Linked DNA regions of Homo sapiens: regions 2, 3 and 4 are each linked to region 1. A link is a contact called in ENCODE Hi-C data. All regions are on one chromosome and are shown on one strand. The core of a region is the stretch at or near the end of the contact, and the rest is flanking DNA. Distances in the headings are between cores, read along the strand shown. Region 1 holds the start of NREP (neuronal regeneration related protein). Region 2 holds the start of REEP5 (receptor accessory protein 5). Region 3 overlaps SLC25A46 (solute carrier family 25 member 46). Region 4 holds the start of DCP2 (decapping mRNA 2).

Region 1 (5,675 bases), core at 1,590-4,089:
CTTAGGGATAATTATGTGCCCTAAATGATCAATCAGAGTGAAGTGAAGGACTGATATTCTATGATTGAGAGAGAGATGATAAGGTTAGAAAGTCAGACTATAGTCACACTGTGGCAAAATATGGCCTTTATCCCGTAATGGAGCAGGGGATACCATGATTAAAAAGAAATTTTAGAAGAGTGGGTCTACTGTAACACCTACAGGATAGATGGAAGAGGGCAGAACATGGCAGCTAGGAGGACTGTGAGACAGCTATAGCTACAGTTTGAGTGAGGTGACATGGCATGAGTTTCTCATATATCCTTAAGTGATTAGCACAGCCCCCTTCACCTAGAGGAGACTCAAGAATGTTTCTTGGATAGTTGGATGATAACCGTTTTCTGGAACACAACAGATAAATAAGCTATGAATCTGACCCAGTGTTCTTAATACTTAAAAATCTGTCACCTGAATGTCTATCATTACAATGAAGAAAAATTGGCCAAGAGAGGTGGCTTGTGCCTGTAATCCCAGCACTTTGGGAGGCCGTAGTGAGGATTGCCTGAATCCAGGAGTTTGAGACCGGGCAACATGGTAACATGGTAAGTCTCCATTTCTTAAAAAAAAAAAAAGAAAGAAAGAAAGAAAGAAAAATTAACACTTCTCTGTGAAAGAACATCTTAGGGAAGTTTTACATAAACGTTAAAGTCCCTGTGTATGTATGTGTTTATATGTATGTTTCCTTGTAGAAGCAGCTTTTGAACAAATATCACTGGGATAGATTTTTGGTAGTCTGATTTGATGGTGCGCCCTTGGGGTCCTTTCCCAGCCTGACCCTGAGGTGAATGCCAAAGATCTCAATGTTGAGGTGCCCTTGAGCAGCGTGTTGGGGTTCCAGACTTGCAGATCAGCCCCCAGGCGTCTCCCCTCTCCCACCACCCAGCCTATGCCTTACACCTTCCTTCCAGTACTTCCCTGGCTGGTAAACTGGCCTGAAAGGGTCAAGGGAATTTGTTGAGTTTTATATTTCTTCCCTTTGTTCCTAGCTATGGCTGCCAAATCATCTTATTTTTGCAGGAAAATTACTGTGATGTTTTAGATTAATTCAGAGAAGCTTTCAGTGGGCTCCTTAAACATCATACCCAGTGCAGTCTAACAGGCATTTGTTGTGGCAATGGCTTTGTAGTTTTAAAGGTGACCTATAGTCCCAGCAACAAGCATACAGAGAACTCAGTGCATTCTTTTAGAATTGTGAGTGTAAAGTATTGCTTTTTAAGGTTTGCTATTGCTGTACCCAGTATGTTAAATCTAAAACATCAGACATTCTGTAAACACGTTTAAAAATTGAGTTTTGTAAATTTGCCTTATTTTCTTTGTTACAATGGAAAACATTGCTTTCAGTGATTAGGGGAAAAAGTGGATGGCAAATTTAGAAGACACTATGATCCTTTATATCTTTTTTTCTTGGAAAGGCAATTTAATTAGGAAATAATCTTCTCCTGTGACATCTGAGAGTTACCATAAAATGATATCCTGCTTTATTGGCAACAGAACCAGTTTATTTGAGTTTGTTGCAAAATTTTGAGCTATTACATTACTATGAAAAGATAGATTTTAAATAAGAACGACGAGTTTACAAAAATCAGAAATGGCAAAGCACTTTATTTTTTAAAGCAATCCTCGATTTTAAAAAGTACAATTTCAGACGGGCAGGCAGTGGGGGAGCGTATAGGGAAGGAGAAGGAAGCACCAGGGGAGTATGTCTTGGGCCGATCACGCCAGGCCGCAGCTCTGGCTGGTTGTGCGCGTGTGACTGTGTGCACGTGTGTGTGTGCACGCGCAGCCACAGGACCTCTGGGCCCGGCCTTCAGGGGCGCTCCCCGCCCCGGGCTTCCCCGCGGAAGGGAGTGGGGCGCGCGTACCCAGCTGAGGGGCAGGGTCCGACCCGAGGCCGTGTGCAAATGCATCCTTCGCGGACTCTTTGTGTGTCTGAGCGCGGCTCCGCGCCGCCGCAGGCACCATTTTCTGCTTCGCTCAGGACAGGCACATAAAAGGAAGGCGGCTGCCGCCCGTCGCCGTCCTCTTTTCCTCAGATGCCCTCTGCTGCAGGTTTATTATTACAGTACGGGCCGCGCCGCCTCTCCCCACGGCCCTGGCGGGCCGCCGGGCTGTGCAGCACCCTGGCCGCCTTCACGCTTGGCGCGCCCCCAAACCGCCTCCTCCACCTCCTTATTTGTCTGAAAAGCAACCGCACGTCGAGGCGGAGAGGCTGGCCGGGGGCGGGGAGGAAGGCCGGGGATTTGCGCGCGCCGTGCTCCCGGGGCGGGGCCGGGGCGCAGAGCTGCGGGTCCGCTTTGTCTCCCCGGGGCGCCGCGCGGTGCAGTGGGGACGGCGCGGCGAGCGGGGCGCCCGGGGCGCGGGTGCGGGGTGTCGGGGCGCGCGCGCCTGTTGGCCGCTCGCCGACGGGGCCCAGAGCCGCCGATTCCTGCCGAGTAAGCAGTCTGGCTCCTAGGCGGCTGCACAGTGGCAGCAAGGCTGGGGCGCTGGCTCCGCGCCAGCTCCATCAGAATTAGCTCATTGTTCACTAGCACCCTAGCGGGAGAGAGAGGGAAAGGGAGAGAGAGAGACTCTTAGAGAAAGAGAGAGACACACACACTCTTGGAGAGAGAGCGCGAGGCAGGGAGATGATCTCCTCCTCCTTTTTCCAAGGCTGCACTTCTTGGAAGTGAAGCCGGTTTGGGTTTTGTTTCCCTTCCCCCTCCTCCCTCCTCTTCCTCCACCCCTTTCCCCTCCCCCTCCCTCCCCCAATCCCCCCTCCCCCCCCAATCTGTCTTTCTAGCATGTTGCCCTTTTTCAACCACATTTGTGTTTCAGGTGTAGAGAGGAGAGAGAGTGAACAGGGAGCGGGGCTTTTGTCTGTAAGTATATGCCATTCCTATCCCCGGCTGGGAGCGCTGGTTTCTCTTTTGTGTCGATTCCTTGCCGTTGCTCTTAGCTGGACCCTTCAACCCTGCAGAGTTCATGCTTCTTCCCTCTAAATTTTAAAGAGCTGAAGCGTGTACCTTGGAGAAATTCTGGCATTTTGGTTGTGCTGCATTCAGGCTGGAATTTAACTTGGGTTTTTTCTAAAATGCACAAGTTCGGAGGGAGAAATGAATTCTTTTGGGAAGGGGTGGGGTTTTGTGCTTGTTGGTGTGGTTAATTTTGTTCTTCTTGCTCCTAAAGCCTTGTTAGAAACTGTTGTGTTTCTTTGCATTAAATGCACTTTGGTGCATGCAAGCTTTTCCTCCCTTTTTATAAAATGAATTTGTGTCCCTCCGCCCTTACACTTGATTACTCTTTCAATGCTGCTGCTTCCGAGGGTCTTCTTAGGCATTCGATCTTGCAGCACTTTTTTCTGCATTTTCTTATAAAGCAGTTGAACTTTGGCGGGGAGGGCCTTAAAAATAAATGACTGTTTTTTTCTTGGTGATTATAATAATCTGATGTGCATTTATGTGTATCTATAATAACATTATAGGAAAACTCTAAGAGCGAATGATACCCTTTTTGAGAACTTTTAGTTTCTCCATTCATCTTAATTTTTGTCATAACTGTGTTAACAAAAGAGCGGTCTTCTGATAATATAAAGGTTGAGGGTAAATCACTGCAGCAGTATGTACATTAATGTTTATTTGGTTTAGGGAGAAGGACAGAATGGTGTATATTCCTGACTCCCCCCACCCCCCCCGCCGTGTAGGGTTTTTTTTTTTTTTTTAAACACGGAAGGTTATGTAATGCAGTGCCATTTCCAAAAATATCCACTCTGAGGCATTACACTACACGGTGGAAGGCTGATTCCTATTCTGTCGTCTTGATTGCAAATATACTGCCAGTAGTATGTCTGGGAACAAAGAGCAGCCAGAAAACAATCTATTTTTATCACTTGGTTCTACTTTTAAGTTGCTAAACCTTTTGAACTCATGCAATTTAAAGATGAACCAAACACTAAGAATAGCCCAGGACTCTGCAAAGCCAAGTACCAGGGATTCCTTTGTCCCTTAGTTAAGCCTATAGGCCACTTGGAAAGCTCTTTCAGAAATCCCAGTAGTTAACAATAATTTGCATGTAACTTATCTTAACCACAGAAAATGGTTATTCGTCTGTAACCTCTAAAGAGGCATTTTTCGTTTGCTGACCTGTGGTGAGGCGATGTGTCTACTGTATTTAAACATATTTTGCAGGTTGGTCTCCCTGGACTGAAGAGAGGGAGAATAGAAGCCCAAGACTAAGATTCTCAAAATGGTAAGACTTGGTCATCAGAGGAGATTCTCAGTACTTCTTACCAGTCTGTTACATATAAATATCAACCACCCATCTTCATCCGCCTCAACCCTTCATTGTTCTACACCCCATCTGACCTTTAAAAGGTTCTATCTCCAGTTCCTGGGAGCGTTGCAGTACAGCAATTTATGTGAATTGGATGTGGCAAATTAGTTCTTTGACTTGCAATTATTTTGAATAGAAAACTAAAATTCCTCTTTCAGAAGTGAGGATTTATTTAATTTGAACAACAGAAACTATTCGGTTCTTTAAGAAGAGTGATGTGTTGTGACACGCATGGAGGTGGTGACAGCAGTAGGGCTCAAACAAAGCCTTGGGTCTTAGAGCTAGGCCGAAGTTACCCAAAACTGAGGAGTCTGTCCAGCTGATCAAACAGCTACTGTATATGCTATCCTTTAAAGCAATATAGATGAAAAGCATGAATTTTTATATTAATGTGCCCCATCTATTTAAATATAATTACTGTTATTTTTCTCGATTTATAATTTCATTTGTGAGAGACATGTACTCAATTTTAGAAGTCAAGCATGTTAACCTCTAAATAAAAGTATAACTATTTCTGACAAAGCTTATGATCCACAGAGAATGCAGTTTAATGTTTGATTACTGATTAAGGAAACAGAAGGAATACACATTAAAAGCAGCTGAATAAGTATATTAATCATCTATGAAAAATTTCCTCTTTGGAAATAAGATGAACTAAAAAAAATAATAGAAATATCATAAAACTTTTTAGTGAAGTACAGCGTGTCCTACTGCAGATGTTTATACTCTTTAAAACACCTCTTTGTCACTTAGAATGTGTGATTTCCAAATTTAGTTTTAGTTTTTTTCTTTGAAACGAGGGTGGAATTTAATGAATCAAAATTTAATCTGATATCTTTGATGTTTTCTTTGAGAACAACCCAAGTATAAGCTTCCAAGGAGAAAAATGAATCAGGCAGTTAAATGAGTTCAGTTTGATTTTTATTAACAAGTGTTTTATTTTTTATGTATGCGTCACTTGTCATTTCAACAAGTGGGTGTCAAAGCACCACATGGACCTTGTTTGAAAATGATCAAATTAAGGAACTTGAGGTAGAAAGACAAAAGAAGTGAACATAAAATTAAGCTAATCAATGGATTTTGTGCAAATGGTTCCCAACTTCATATTAAATTCTTAATTAGCTGTTGTCATAGAATAATAGGATGGTAATAAAATCAACTGCTGTAAAGTATTTGTGTTTACTTATTTTTTACTGTGACTGGCCACATCACCTTGCCTCCAAGCTCTTTATCTCAGAACGTTACCTACTTTCTGTGACCATAAATAGATCACAGAGGTTTCATGTATGTTGCAATATGTCAGGTGACCAGTTTAAACATAAATATGA
Region 2 (4,985 bases), core at 373-2,872, 1.2 Mb before region 1:
TAACCACTAGATGCTAGTTGCACTTGCCACCTCCTGCTCTCCTTGTGTGACAATCTGTTTCACAACGAAAGTATCTCTAGACATTGCTACTCCTCCCCCCAGGAGGAAGAAGGGGAGAGGAAGTGCTCCTGGTTGAGAACCACTGAAATAGAAGAAAAGTGAACGAACGCCCAGAGGCAGGAATGGGCTTACCTTGTCTGAGGCACAGCAAGGAGGGAGGCAGTAAGGGAAGACATCAGAAAGGGGAGGGATGAACCATGTCACCTGTGACCCTGATGCCCTCCTTCAGGCAGATAGGAAGTTGCTGGAGGGTTGAGAACAAAAACATAGCACAACTTGACGCACATTTTAAAACAGATTCTACTGTCTGCCACATTGAGAATTAACTGTAGGTGAAAAGACAGAAGTAGACAGCAGGTTGTTTCACTTGTTCACTGATTTGGCTGGGTGGTGGTAGGAACAGCTGAGAAAGCTGAGCTAAGAAGCTCTGAGGAAGAAAGGAGGAAGGAGAATTAGCATAAAAGGAAAAAGCTAGGCGTGGGCAAGATAACTTTTTGCAGAAGTGGAAGGCAGTAGGGTAATTAAGTAGATTTGAAAGCACAGAGGGGTTGTGTAGGACCAAGACAGAATGTTCGGGGCCAGTTGTGGGCAGGGCATTGAATGCTCTGCCAAGGAATGGGAGCTCTAGTCTGTTAGGATAATAATACGGAGCTTCGGACAAAAATTCTGCAGCAGTGTGCAGAATAGGAGTCAACAAGAGTAATTTTAGGAGTGTCTGGAAGTCATATGGGTGAGATAAGAGGAGCCTAGGTTTAGGTGGAGGAAGAGCATGGCCAACTCATTCTGAAGGAAGCAAAAATGAGCTCCTGCCCTAAGGCTTGGACCTTAGAATCTCCGTCTTCTTCAGAGTATTTTGACTGTAGGAAGTGCAGAGTATATTGGCTCCACAGAGAGAATTTGGACACTTGCCACAGTATCAGACACCAAGACAACGCAAGCCCACCATGAAAAGATTTAATGCAGTTTTTGCTTGGAAAAGGTGTACCCCAGGGAGGATGTGTTAGATTTCTTCAAGGGTCTTTACAAGGCAACGATTGTCTGTAGGTGAGAAAAACTGCCAAGTTAAGGCAAAGAGGGAGAAAGCAGGACTGCTTCCAAAGAGTTCTTTCACGATGCTCAAACATTTCAATTTTTTAGGTCAAAAATGCCTTAGGTTTAGCACAGCAATGTAGGTGCCAAACTCATCGCAGTGAATTGCAGGCGGGAGCAACAAGGACGCCTGCCTCCTTTCTGCCTGCTTTTTGCAATAGTCCGATTTGAGAAGGGGACCCACGAGAGACACAAAATGCACGCCCCCACGCCACATCCTTTTTACCCCGCAATGGGTTAAGACTGTCAACAGGCAGGCCACCTCGCAGCGTCCGCGGAGTTGCAGGCCCGCCCCCGCCAGGGTGTGGCGCTGTCCCCCTGGCGCTGGGCGGGGGAGGAGGGGCGCGCGGCGGCCGAGGAGGGGCGCGCGGCGGCCGGGCGGGGCGAGCGGAGGCGAGTGGAGGACGCGTAGACGCGCCGCGGTCCCCGCCTGCCGCTGCTCCGCCGCAGTCGCCGCTCCAGTCTATCCGGCACTAGGAACAGCCCCGAGCGGCGAGACGGTCCCCGCCATGTCTGCGGCCATGAGGGAGAGGTTCGACCGGTTCCTGCACGAGAAGAACTGCATGACTGACCTTCTGGCCAAGCTCGAGGCCAAAACCGGCGTGAACAGGAGCTTCATCGCTCTTGGTGGGTGGCCGGGGGTCGCCGCCGCTGGTAGGGCCACGGGAGCCGCCGCTGCCCCAGCTGCTGGGGAAGGAAGCAGGGAGAGGACTCGGGAAAGGTGGAGTCGGAGACAGACGGGACAAGCAGCATATTCAGGGATCAGGCTGGCCTCCCGGAAAGCGTGGGCATCGGAGGACCCCGCGGGGGCTGCCCAGGCTGAGGGTCGCGGGGCTGGAGGGCAGCTGCGGCGCCGGGCGCTGGCAGCTGGAAGGGCCAGCGCTGACGTATGTCTGCCCCGCGGCCCGGCGCCCTATTCCTGCTGTCCTGCGCGGTGGGCGCGGACGGCGGGGCCCCTGCGGGCGGGCGCGTTGACGGAGGTACCCGGTCCTACCCGACCCTCCGTGGAGCTCCGCCCGGAGAGGGCGCCTCTCGGGTGGGCGGGGGCTGCTACTGCAGCGTGTGCGGGAGTCCGGGCCTCTCGGGACGCTCCCCGCTGAGCGCAGCTTCCCAGGCTGGAGCGCTGCCCAGCAGGCCCTGCGAGAGGGCGGAAGCGGGTGCCTGGGACCGTCCCGGGCGCCGGGGGTTGCTGCGCAAAGCGCCGGGGCCCCCTGCGGGAGGTAGGAGAGGCACAATGGTGGGGCTGCCTGGTATCCCCAGACTTCAAGGCATAGCCCAGCGGACGCGCAGGCCCAGCTTTCGTGTGGTTTGTTTTTCTCGCTCCTTTAATCGAGTCGAGAGGAAAACTCCTACAACAGGCCCAGCCTCGCGGTGTGGGCGGCGGCTGTCCCGCGTGAACGGCTCTCATGCTGCCCGACCCACTTCTCTCCTTGTGGTCCCCAGGTGTCATCGGACTGGTGGCCTTGTACCTGGTGTTCGGTTATGGAGCCTCTCTCCTCTGCAACCTGATAGGATTTGGCTACCCAGCCTACATCTCGTAAGTGACACACCCTGCAGCCGTCCCCTTCCCTTCCTCCATTCCTCCCCGCAGGGCTGCTGCAGTAGACTGCACATCCGCAATTCCCGGGAGAAAAGTGAAAGCTCGGCGGGGAGGGATGAGGTTGGACATAAGGGGTGGGGATAGTATTCACCATTTTGGAACCTTAACTTAATCCCTATCTCTTGACGATTAGCCCAGAGGTATTTTCATTAGATTATCCTGGTGACCAGTGTCCCCTCTCTTTGGCACACTAACAGGAAAGCGCTACCACTCTGTCGTCCTCCCTTTACTGGTGGGAGGATCTCAGAAGGTACAGGGAGCTGAGCACTTCTGTCTAGTAATTATTTTAATGAGTATTTCACCATATATTTATGCACCTAGAGAGTAAAACCCTATCAATTAGGTCTTCCTTAATTCATAATTACGTTAATTGAGACAGTAGGGAGAATTTTCTCATTTTCTTTTATTTTGAAAAAGCCACATGTTACAGACAAACTTGGGAAATGCTTACCCTAGTGTAAAAACAAAAACCTTTAAAAATGCTCCATGATATAGCTCCTTGGTTATATAAGTGAGTCATTTATATAATTGAGCTACTTAAAAAATGAATTTTTACGATTAGGATCTGAATTTATTACCAAAGTTGTTTTTATTCTACAATGTGTTTATTTTTTTTAATTCTACGATTTTATTTTTCCATTCGTTCAAGTAGGAATTATTCCTCTCCAGAAATGAATTTTGTTTTGCTCTACAGTTCTTCCTAAGAAAGCCAGTGGTTTTTACCTTCATTCAGTTGGTCTCTGCTACTTTCTTCAACCATAGGGATAAAAATAAAGGAAGAAAAAATTTTCACCTAGGAGGCTAAGACACAGATAACACATTATTACAGCTTGTATCTGTCACTAGTTAGGCTAGAATTTAGTCTATGACTATAAGGGAAGAAACATGTTTTAGAAGTTAGTTCTGATTTGAGCAATTAAATTGCAGTTACCTAGTAGTTGTTACTGTGTTAGTCCGGTACAGACACTTAGTCATACTCCAGAAAGTCTAGCTACATATAGCCCTGAGGCCTACCCCGGGCTCTGCTTTATGGAGGAGACTCAAGGAAAAACGGGATTGTGTGCACAGAATAAAGCATACAGACCCCCGTGAGCAAATATTCAGGCGGTCGGTGTTACATTAGTCTAATCAAGTCTGTTCATTGCATAACCAATATGATTGTATAATTGTCCAAAAGAAAGAAAAAGTATTTGAAAATGGTGGTCTTTAGTAGCATCAAAATCCATGTTGCTTAAAGTGTGACCTGTGAACACTGTCTTAGTCTGCTTGGGCTGCTATAACAAAATACCTTAGACTGGATAATTTATAAACAATAGAAATTTATTGCTCACAGTTCTGGAGGCTGGGAAATCCAGGACCAAGGCACCAGCAGATTTGGTGTCCGGTGAGGGCTTGCTCCCTGCTTCAAAGATGGCATCTTCTCACTGCTTCCTCACATGGTAGAAGGGTCAACTGGCTCCCTCAAGCCTCTTTTATAAGGACACGAATCCCATGCATGAGGGCAGAGCTCTCATGCCTGTTTCTTTTCTTTTGAGACAGAGTCTCGCTCTATATTGCCCAGGCTGGAGTGCAGTGTCGTAATCTCAGTTCACTGCAACCGCCATCCCTGGCCGCCCCCACCCCCGCCAAATTCAAGCAATTCTCCTGCCTCAGCCTCCCTAGTAGCTGGGATTACAGGCGTGTGCCACCACGCCTGAGTAATTTTAGTATTTTTAGTAGAGATGCGGTTTTGCCATGTTAGCCAGGCTGATCTTGAACTCCTGACCTCAGGTGATCCACCTGTCTCAGCCTCCCAAAGTACTGGGATTACAGGCGTGAGCTACCACACCTGGCCAAGCCCTCATGTCTTAATTGCCTCCTAAAGGCACCACTATTTAATACTAATACATTGGGTATTAGGTCCCAACATATGGATGTTGGGGGAACACAACATTCAGACCATAGCAGTCACCTTCATTTTAACTATTCTCCATACCTCTTGTAACTCTTATGCTCCCTAGCCAGAGTTATTTTTTAAAATACAGGTTCATCTATTTAGCAAAAATCAAATGCCAGTCACATGTGTGGCACTGTGGTAGCACTTTAGATATGGCAAGAAATAAGGTAGTCATACTCTCTGTCCTTGTTGAATGAGCAGTCTACCCAGGCAAGAAATAGGCAAAGTAGTGACCGTGTGGTAAGCCCTCTAAAGTAAATAAACAGTTCTGGTAGAGAAGACCTGAGGAATGAGAAGGGG
Region 3 (5,169 bases), core at 819-3,318, 1.0 Mb after region 1:
AACCAAAGGTGAAAAAAGGGAGTAAGTTCTATCAAGAGAAAAGTCCAAAAAGAGTCAAGATTATAGAGGGTAAAAAAAAAAGAAAAGAAAAAAAAAGAAAGTAAATAAGAAGAAAAAAATGAAAAGGCAGGGGAGATAGAAGAAAAATGAAAAGAAAAAGAGAAAAAAAAAACAGAAAGGGAAGTGCAAAATAAAGATAAGACTTGCTACCAACAGTTTCTCTGATGGAATGGGTACTCATTCCATCATGGCTATGGCTACAGCAGGAATCTAGATAAACATTTTCTATTTCACATGACTGAATTTGAAAAACAACAGCATATACATACATCAGAGACTTTCAGACAATAGAGCAACTACCCCCGATTTCTAAGACCTTAGAGCACCTTCTGGGCCGAACTCTGATTAAATTACTATTAGGATATTTATTTGGCCTGAACAACACAATGTAGCTGAAATCATATTATTCAATGATTAAGTCGAAAAATATAAAAAATAGATTAGGCCTCCCATCTTACTGAAAGTTACTTTATGATTATAAAACAAAATACGTTACATGCTTTGTAAATCATCTTGGCACAGCTAATACTCATGGCCTCACAAAGTATTACCACAGTTTATGACGACACCAATTTTAAGTATGAAACTGTGGTAAACACTTAGGACTGGGTAGCCTCCCCTTTAAATACAATGTCAATTCTGAGTTACCTCCCCTTTGATGACTACTGCCAATTCTTAAGATCATTAAGATAAAAGGAGACTTAAAACCAAGTATTTAAAAAAATGCTTTTGGGACTCTTCTTTGTATCTGTTCTCTACTACTTTATAAAATGGGTAAAATTTACTGTTACAGCTCTAGAAATTTAAATAAGCATACTTAAAAGCTTCAGTCACTAAACCTTTTTATAATTCATTATCAAATACCAAACATGTAAATATATCTAAATTATCTATTTCCAAGCAAAAAATGCCCTCCCTAATGAACGAAAAAATTAATAAAATTTATTCGAGTACCTTGCTTTTCTCAAAACAGTCTAGTTTTTCATTTAACAAATCAAAACACATACTCCTATGCATAATCAACACAAAAAAGGCAATAAAATTCTAAAATAACTCTGTCTCAGCAGTCTTTAATTTTCAAATGGTCAAATAGCTATCCTAATTAAAAAAAAAAAAAAAAAACTTACCCCAACCTACTCTAAACCCCTCATCTTCCAGTTACCTCTCTTCATCAATCCTAGTCAGAGCCAACCATCTAAACTTTCTGTTTCCACGTCTGTACTTTCCCACTCACCTCTGAACCCACTTCAAATTGGTTTTGAACAAAAACAGCTCTTACCAAAGTCTCCAATAATCTGCATGTCATTAAATCTGATGGACATTTTTAAGTCTCTACCTTATTTGACATTTCAGCAGCCATCAGAGCCTCTTCTCTCCTTGAAGCACTCTTTGCCCCTGTGCTCCACTAGCCCATTCTGTTGGTTTTTATCCTGCCTTCTGGTCTCTCCTGACTCCTTTTCAAGACCACCTTTCTTAACCCAGCCACCCCTTGGTTGGAGTTCCTAAGGTTCAGACTCTATTCTTCTACCATAGTGTATCCTTCTTCCCTAGCGACGCTCATATCTAGGGTTAGAGCTTCAAAATCTCCCAAATTAATTTACCTTCAGTTAAGAATTCTTTATATGCCAGCCCCATATCATGTGCCTACAGACAACTCCATCTGGATATGATAAAAGATCTGAAAATGCACTTGTACTAAAGTCCAACTTAAAATCTTTCTTTTCTACTTAAACTCTTTCAGTGTTCCCTACTCAGGAACTATTAATCAGAAAGGAAATCTATTGAATTTGAGGAAGATTTCATTGTGTTTAAAATAACGTGTGTTTAAAATAAGCAAATTCGGAGGGAACCGTTGGAGGAAAACTACAAGATGTTTACAGTGGTATAACCACAGATGTGTGATGAGTCAAAACTAAGTTGGAGTTGAACCAAATGGGTTTTGTGAGAGACTGAACCACACAGGTAGCCTTGGTTACAGGAACTCCTACCTCGCGTTAACAGTCTGAAAAAAGCCACATGTAAATTAAGTAAAGGGTACTGTGGGGGTAGAACGACACATGGTTTAACTCACTGCAACTGGGAGAGAGAACAGGGAAGGGTTTAGCAGTATCTACTGCTAAAGAGATCACACATGACGATCCTGGCTAATATATAATTTGTTAAAAAGTAATACTACTGAGAAATTATAAATTTGCTGACTTAATGAACACTAGAGATCTGCTGTTTTTCTCTTTGATTTGATCATAAACTGTATTTAAAAACCCCTAAATATTGGCAAATCTGTACTATCTCCCCTGTTCTACCTAGTAAATGTTACGCAATTAAAAAACCCCAGGCTAGGAGACCTCAGAGCTCATCCTCCTCATGTAGTAGCTTCTGTGAACTGCTGTTAATGTTTTGTGACCTTGTTTGCTCCTTCTTCCCATTAATAGGATACAGAAACAAACTCTGCCTTCTTCCCATTAATAGGAAAGGTCAAATCTGCCCAAAGAAGAATAAATAATTTTTTAAAAGATATTCACACTATACTTCAAAAAAACAGCTTCATTTGACAACTAGTTACACAAGCCCAAATACAAGAAGTCATTCTTCATACTGCCTTCTCTTTGATCTACCATTCCTAAAGCATCACCAAATTCCCTCAGTTTGACCTAAGTATATTTCAAAACTGTCCACTTACCTCTATCTCAAAAGATACCACCCTGATCTTAGCCACTATCTTTTCTTACCTTTATTATTGTAATAGAATACTAAGATGTCTCCTTTTATTCACTTTGGTCCTCATACAACCTTTTCATCTACAGTTACAATGACCCTTTGAAAACAAATCTGATGTCACTGACCTTACTGAACCTCTTCAATATTCTTAAAATGGCCTACAGGGCCACACATGTTCTGGCTCCCACCTGCTCTGTACCCTTACCCTTGGCCAGAGCTCCAGCCATGTGAGGCTTCTCTCAGTTACACCTGAATTCTCTAGGCTCCCCACTGCAACAGCATTTTTGTACAAACTGGTATGTACCTCCTAATTACCACTCTGATCTACCTTAAGTGTCATGTTACTAGGGACACTGTTTCTAGCCCTTTAATACTTTCATGGAACTATATTCTTTTGCTTCAGAAAACAAATTTCAATTTGCAATTATTCATTAATGGAATTATTGTTCTTAGTGAATGTACTTTTATTAGATTCTGAGCTTCCTGGCAACAGTTACCTTTTGTTTATTTTCCTCACTGTAAACCCGGTTTTTAGCACAGAACCTGGCACATAGTAAGTACTCAGGAAATGTTAGCCAAGTAAATGAATGAATTAATGAGTGGGCCTTATCACCAAAATTATCCAAGTAGAACAATGCAATAGAGGTTACTATTTTGTCTTCTTTGGAAAGATTCAAAATGATGAAAATATATTCCCACTCAGTTGACATGTCTGTCTACTGAGTAAGAAAGTTAGATGATAAAATTTTATAAAGTCCTATGCCTTCCCATTCCTATTTTTCTTTTTTCTTCCCTGTAGCCTGAAATTAATGTTATTCCTTCATCTCTGCTTTAGAGAGGCAACATTACTTGCATAAGGTCCCAGAAATAAAAAGTGGAATAGCCAGGACCTGAACCAATAGTGTTCTGGTTGCAAATATAGTCAACCCTCCATATCCATGGGTTCCACATACATGGATTCAGGCAACTACGGATTTACAATATTTATTTAAAAAAGGGATAGTTGCATCTGTACTGAATGTGTACAGAGTTTTTTTCTTTCTTGTCATTATTCCCTAAACAATATAGAATAACAACTATTTACATAGCATTTACATTGTATTTGGTATTACAAGGAATCAAGAAATGATTTAAAGTATACAGGAGGTTATGTACAGGTTGTATGCAAATACAACACCATTTTATAAAAGGGACTTAAGCATCTCTGGATTTTGGTATCCACTGGGGGTCCTGGAATCAATCCCCTACAGATATGAGGAACAACTGCATTGAATTTTTTTCACTCTACCAAATGGAATTTCCTGCATTTTGTTATTTTTTTACAGAATTGTTTGTTAAAGAATTTCAAGAATATTTGACTATAAGTACTAACTTGGGATCTTATCTAGTGATATAAAAGCAATAAAGTGAATAGTTAGCCAAACAACGAAATACAGATTTTTAAAGAATAAAACAAGAAACTCTGAGCTGCCCAAATGTTGCTGACCTTTCTAATCTTTGTTTTGTTTCAAACGTTTTAGCAAAGTTTATTTAAGGCACTTCAAGACTACGAGGTCCTTCAAAAGCAATCACATTGGAAAAAAGCTTACTATCAGTTTCTCTTGCTTTCATTTCCTTCCCTGTAAGGACTAAATCCCAACATTGGGCATATGCGTTACACTAGTAGCTATGCCTTCAACTATCTCACTTCTTTAACAATGCAAAAAATTCACCTTGCCAGAGAATAAATTTGGATTAACAAACCATTCCAAAGCCTTTAACATTATCGATAGGATGATATACAAAAATATAGTGCTGATATAGAAAATCAGAGTAATGCCAAATAGCACCTTAAAAATTTCTAATTTCCAATATTACCTATTAACATTCCTTTCATATACTCTTTGTAAGATTCCTTTGTTACCCATCATTGTGACTGTCCCAAATGTGTATCATTCCTCTCATGCTTTTCTACTACAACCCCAATGCTTATCATTTTTTCACCAAATAACCCTGTATCCTGCTTCACAGAGAAAAGAGAGACCCAAAAGCAAATTTCCCTAATTTCTCTACCCTCTCTCTCAAATGTATCTACACTTCTAATTCTCCCATTTTTGGTTTCTAGAACATGATTGTCCTACATCTTATGCTATTTCCAATTTGTCTGAGGCCCTCTCTAATTTCTCTCATTATCTCCCCCAACTACCCCCCTTCCCACCGCTCCCACACACACACGGCACACATGTATGCCTAGGATTCTGTCCTTGGTCCATTTTATTCATTTAATCTATGCTTTCTCCTTAGGTGATTTCATCTATCCTAAGCTTCAGCTGCTACTTTTATGCCACAATACCCAAAGCTCTCCCTGTGCTTCAATTTTCTATTTTTTTTTTTTTACTCTGATCCATGGTT
Region 4 (5,329 bases), core at 490-2,989, 1.2 Mb before region 1:
GTGAGGTTTAAAACGTTAGGCTTATTACTTCTCCTTGGTATGAGAGAAAAAGCACAGGCACTGGAAAGAAAAAGGAATAGGTGTGAAATCTTGATTTTGTGAATTAGGATGAATGTGACCTTATGTAAATTACAAAGTTCCTGAATCTGTTTGCGCAGATGAAAATGGAAATATACTAACTGCACCTACCAAACACGGCTGACTGAGGATTAAATAAAACAATACATGTAAAGGTAGTGCCTGGTGCACAGTAGAAACTCCAGGCCGGGCGCGATGGCTCACGCCTGTAATCCCAGCACTTTGGGAGGCCGAGGCGGGTGGATCACGAGGTCAGAAGTTCGAGACCAGCACGGCCAAGATGGTGAAATCCCGTCTCTACTAAAAATACAAAAATTAGCCGGGTGTGGTGGCGGGTGCCTGTAATCCCAGCTGCTAGGGAGGCTGAGGCAGAGACTCGTTTGAATCCGGAAGGCAGAGGTTGCAGTGAGCCAAGACCGCACCACTGCACACCAGCCTGGGCAAAAGAAAGAGGCTCCGTCTCAAAAAATAAAAACAAAAAAACAAACAAACAAAAAAAACCCCAAAAAACTCCACAAACACCAGTTCTTTACTTTCCATTAAAAAAAACTGCATGAAGGAGATACAACTACTAAAAGCCTGCCTTTTAAAACATAAACACAGTAACTGTGAACGAAAAGGTGTTATCACTTGTAATCACAATCCACACACACTTGGCGACAACTCCGGGTATCACTGCACTCCAAATTTTACCTTCGGAAAATAAGCATTTTTAAGTATCCTACACGTGTTTGGCTATCTGAAATCAGAGTTGACAAGGGGGAAGAATGCAGAAAATTTCTCATCTGAAGTATACACCCTGAGTTAAAACCCCGCGGTTGAGAATTTCCTTTAAAATAGGATTATTAAGGATAAAAAGAAAAGCAGCGCTACACTTTTTCCCTCTCTCCCCCAAAGACAAGTCCAGGGATGAGAAAAAAAAAGTAATTCCTTACAGGAATTTACAGAGAACGCCACGGACAAATAACACGCAGGCGTCAGAATAAGTCCGAAAATTTGCTCCTTGCGCAGGTCCGCGTACCTGGGATCCTAAGCCTTAAATTACTACCCTGGGGGTCTTCCTTCAGAATCGGGGAATGAGACACAGGGAGGAGGGGGTGCACGGCGTGGAAAAGTCACAGAGGCAGAAAAAACAATGGGAGAGGGAGGCGGCGGCGGCGGCAAAACGCTAAGACCCAGGCTCCGGCGAAGCGGCTACGCCTGCGGGAAAGCAAAATAGTTGAGTAACTTAAAAAATGAGGAAATTCCGGGTGTTCTGCGGGGAAGGACGGAGGGCCTTGAGAAACAGGGAGGCTGCGGCGGAAAGAGGGGCGGTGTCGTCGGAGAGCAGGGTCGACGATGGAAAGCGAGCAGCGGCGGGAGCGGAAAGCGAGGACATGGACGTGGGCGGGGAAGAAGACCCAGAGGCCTCTGGGGGTCCGCGAAACTGAGAAAACCCGACGGGGGCGAAAGGGGGTCGGGTAGCGCGGTACCTGCAGAGATCGTCCAGGACGCTGCCGGGAATCTCCACCCGTTTGGTCTCCATGATGAGGACCCACAGCAGGAACAGTGCATCCCGGCTCCGCGCGGCCGGGGACTGACGGTACGGCACTAGGACTCCGGCTCGCCGGAGAGCTGGCAGCCGAGGAAGCCGCGGCAGAGACGACTCCAACGGAGACGAGAAGGGGAAGGGGCGGGACCCGCTCACTTCCGTCCCGCTCCCTCAGCCTTGGACCCCAAGACTGGGCCAAGGCTCGGGGCGGAGCCCCCGGAGTCACGCCCCTGCTCGCTTGAAAGGCCCAATGGGAAGCTGAAGAATTGGGACTCTAAGCACTCTAAGCCAATGAGACGTTTGTTTATTGGTCTGCTACTTCCAATCCGTCTTCAAGCTGCTCAGTTGCTACTCAGAAAACCAACTTCCCGCCGCCTTTGAGGTGGCTACACGCATGCGCACCATGCCTCCTGCGCGCTTCTGGGAAGTTCAGAGGGGTCGGGGCTTAGGTGTAGACCCCGGACACATATCCGGGACTTTGGCATGTTGTGCAGGACCTCGCGGTGACTGAGCTCTTTCCTCTGCAGGGCCGACCCTGAGAATCCGTACAACACAAGAGTATGCTCGCGATTCCTGTCACCAAGTATCTTGCACTTATCGCAGCCCCCACCAACTCCAGGCCAAGAGCTGTGCCTCTTTCACTACAAACCCTTGGAGAGGGTATCCATTTTGGAGGTGGCTCTCCTCTGTGCTTCCTTAGGCACCTGGTTCCAAACATGAAGACAAGGACTTTATCTCAGTATCTGGCACCTAGCAAAATCTTAGAAAATACTGATTTAAGCTGAACTCTGATCTGTATTCCACCCTCTGCACAAAGCAATCCCCACCTGCTCGTCCTTATTCATTCCTCGTCTTGCTTAATGGAGACCAATCCATTTGGGATCTTTGGAGAAACTAGATCCATCTGTTCTTTTTCCTCTTACATCAGACCCACAGGCCCACACACACCTGCTCCGTCACAAGTTTAGTCTGTTCTACCATTTAATCTCCCATCTTTTGTCTAAATTTGTCACATGCCACTGTGTACTTCAGTTTTGCATCATTTCTCCATACTACAGTGAGAGCTGCCTAACCACTGACTCTGCCTCCATTCTTGGCCTGTGCAACTGCCTACATTTTGTTTTGTTTTACTCAGATAGGAACAAGTTATCTTTTCAGTTTCTGCTGTATGATCAAGCCCAAGTTCCTTTGGCATAAGAGGCCCGTCACCATCTATTTTGCTCCCGTTTTCCATCTTTTTTTTCCCCTCTTTCTTGGAGAATTCCTCAAATTTATCTTCCTGACAACTACAGAGTTTTTACTTATTTAGAGTTCTGTTTTGTTCTTCAAATGCCCCTTTCTTGTGGTGTCACATTCTTGCTTTGTATATTTTATTTTATCCTTCTGAGGATATTAATAATAGATTTTGACGTTTTCTTCTCCCTGAGTAGTCTTATTCCTCTCAGCTGCTTTTTGCTATTATCTTGATCTCATCTATCCTATTAGAAGCCTCTGTAGTCCTTGACTATTCACTCACACTTAAGAGTAAGGCCTTAACCTGGAGTCAAGTGCCTTGAAAGCTAATTGGAAGCTCTCACCTTGTAGATGGTACTTGTTTCCTGAGAGCTTCACTGTAGGATGATCTGGCTGAGCTGTTGGTTGGAAACACATGGTATCAGTATCTGTACGTAATTCTTTCTGCTGATGAAATTCCCTAAAGAGAAAATGCTTCCAGGCACAGCTTCATGTATTCTGGGAGTCCAGTACAGAAGCACAGGCTGCAGTATTCCATTTGCTTTATTCAGTACTCCCAGCACAGTCCAAGTCTTATTTTAGATTTCCTAAGAAGCAGGCACTGAGACAAGATTTTGAGTGCAGATAGCCTGTGAGGGAGGTGATCTTGGGAAACATTGGTAGGAGAGCAGGAAAGTGAGTCAAGGAGGGGAGGAAAGCCAAAAGGTTTATTATCAAGGAAATTAGCACTGTGGTTAACTGGAGCTTACTGTCACTGGAGAACTCTGGTGGCCAGTATAAAACATATACCTCAGAGTTATCCCACTCAAGGGGTGAGGGAGATGGGGATTTATATACCAACTTCCTTCATTGGTTGAAGGCAGCTCCTGGGGTCTGCACTCTAGCCTGCTACATGGGCAGCAAGATGGGCTCTGGTGGCCAGAAAAAGTCCTACGGCAAAGAAATGCAGATACTAGCAGTTGGACCTCCAGCCAGTGTAGTGGATGGATTGGTAAAGGTAAGAGTGAGCCCCTTCAGTTCTATTTTGCTGGGTGTGCATTCTACCTGTTCTGACTGAATGTCTTTTCTCTGACTGGGAGGCACCATAGTGGTTTTCTTAGTTGTCTCACTTAGAGCTCAAGTCTAGTTTTTAGAGTATTCTAAATGATGGCAGTGGAACAACAGTTCAAGGCAAAGTGGTGCTCACCCACATGGGCCAATGGTATATTAATAGAAACAAGCAGGTTACCAAGCACTTGCTGAAGCACCTGGAGGAATTCTTCTTACTAGCTTTCTAGTCTCCCAGTTTAGGGGCAGCTATACAACCCCTTTTGGGCTCTTAGAGGCCAGGAAGTCCCCAAACTCTCACATGGTGTTAAACCAATCTGCCTTATTAAGAGTTTCTGAGATGTCTGTGGTCCAAGATATTATCTTGCCCATGCCCCATCCCTCCACTGCCTCCTCACACACAGATTTCCAGGAGCTGGACTAGTGCAACCCTTATAGCAGCCCCCCAAGCCATGACTTCCAAAGAAGCCAACTGTATGGTAGAGGCACCTGACAGCAGTAACGTAAGCAGACCCAGGGGAATGACCCTGTGTGGCAGACAACCTGAATGAGTTTGCAGTTACAACCAAGATTCATTCCTTATCTATGAGGAACATCTGAGCCCTGTGGAATGCAGGCTGCACAGGAGGGCTAGGCCCTTTGTTTTGGGCTAAATGAAAGTTGTCAGGTGGAAGCTGTTAGGGAGAGGGTGCAAAATGAAAATGCTATATAAACTGCATGCTTTCTGCAGGTGATGTTGTTCTCATGTCCAGCTCACCTCTAGTGGACCGCTCTGTATGCAAGTTCCTCTCAATAAACCATATGCCTCATTTGCTGGCTCTGGGTCTCTTCTTCAGCCTCTTGAACCTAGTGCCATCCCTGTTAAAGTGAATAGGGACACCAAGGCCTCAATTCCATCTAATTGTTCACAGGACCCAGCTGAGAATGACAAAGGGGAGCTTAGAGTTGAGGTAACAGGAGAACAGGAGATGCTAGGGTTCTTAAATTATAATACTGATTTGATTTTTAAATAATTAGGTTGATTAAAACCTTTATAGTTTTAAAATATGCTATTTCATTTAGTCTTTTTTTTGGAACAAGATCCCACTCTGTTGCCCAGGCTGGAGTGCAGTGGCATAGCTCACTCCTGGGCTCAGTCTCCCACCTCACCCTCCCAAGTAGCTAGGAATACAAGTGCGCACCACCAGGCCTGGCTAATTATTTTTTTAAAAACTTTGTAGAGACAGGGGTCTCACTAGGTTGCCTATGTTAGTCCTAAACTCCTGGCCTCAAGCAATCCTCCTTCCTCAACTTCCCAAAGCACTGGGATTACAGGCATGAGCCACCGTGCCTGGCCTCATTTAGTCTTTATTACTACATGAAATAGACAAAGATTAATGAGGCTTATAAAGATTAAATGACTCAAAGATTAATGATTAAGCAACAGTATATAATTGAGTC

What was found. Hi-C counts contacts between places; a loop is a spot of excess contacts on that map. Pooled maps may share reads with other maps.
Region 2: a loop to region 1 is called in a map of B cell, with 14 times the contacts of the local background. The contact joins the promoter of REEP5 here to the promoter of NREP in region 1. A Hi-C loop is called at or near these places in 2 of 168 maps with a recorded cell type or tissue (B cell and naive thymus-derived CD4-positive, alpha-beta T cell), 5 of 37 single-sample maps with no recorded cell type and 13 of 50 pooled maps.
Region 3: a loop to region 1 is called in a map of naive thymus-derived CD4-positive, alpha-beta T cell, with 8 times the contacts of the local background. The contact joins the enhancer-like site here to the promoter of NREP in region 1. A Hi-C loop is called at or near these places in 3 of 168 maps with a recorded cell type or tissue (CD8-positive, alpha-beta T cell, IMR-90 and naive thymus-derived CD4-positive, alpha-beta T cell), 12 of 37 single-sample maps with no recorded cell type and 12 of 50 pooled maps.
Region 4: a map of B cell shows a loop between it and region 1 (15-fold over the local background). The contact joins the promoter of DCP2 here to the promoter of NREP in region 1. A Hi-C loop is called at or near these places in 2 of 168 maps with a recorded cell type or tissue (B cell and naive thymus-derived CD4-positive, alpha-beta T cell), 2 of 37 single-sample maps with no recorded cell type and 15 of 50 pooled maps.

The regions. Positions count from the first base shown.
Region 1 is chr5:111,754,358-111,760,032 of GRCh38, reverse strand. It overlaps NREP (neuronal regeneration related protein), which reads left to right and starts at 2,839. Exons shown (of 4, transcript NM_004772.4): 1 at 2,839-2,897; 2 at 4,203-4,263. The coding sequence starts at 4,261. RefSeq lists silencers at 1,709-2,068, 2,089-2,488 and an enhancer at 3,082-3,639.
Region 2 is chr5:112,918,864-112,923,848 of GRCh38, reverse strand. REEP5 (receptor accessory protein 5) reads left to right here and starts at 1,622. Exons shown (of 5, transcript NM_005669.5): 1 at 1,622-1,776; 2 at 2,593-2,686. The coding sequence starts at 1,659. LOC105379123 (a long non-coding RNA gene) reads right to left here and starts at 1,462. Exons shown (of 3, transcript XR_948675.3): 1 at 193-1,462. RefSeq lists an enhancer at 100-219 and silencers at 1,352-1,621, 1,982-2,431.
Region 3 is chr5:110,749,315-110,754,483 of GRCh38, reverse strand. All of the region lies in intron 5 of SLC25A46 (solute carrier family 25 member 46), which reads right to left. Among named protein-coding and RNA genes, the nearest start is that of SLC25A46, 13 kb to the right of the region's middle. RefSeq lists an enhancer at 1,670-1,929. Within about 2 kb of position 2,068, at least 3 of the 41 ENCODE cell types and tissues checked have a DNase peak (open chromatin) inside an H3K27ac peak, as active enhancers do; they include CD8-positive, alpha-beta T cell, where a contact is called at or near this core.
Region 4 is chr5:112,973,208-112,978,536 of GRCh38, reverse strand. It overlaps DCP2 (decapping mRNA 2), which reads right to left and starts at 1,739. Exons shown (of 11, transcript NM_152624.6): 1 at 1,551-1,739. The coding sequence starts at 1,603. It overlaps LOC105379126 (a long non-coding RNA gene), which reads left to right and starts at 3,752. Exons shown (of 2, transcript XR_948679.3): 1 at 3,752-3,839. RefSeq lists enhancers at 1,289-1,398, 1,509-1,558, 1,569-1,658, 1,729-1,778, 1,314-2,073 and 2 more.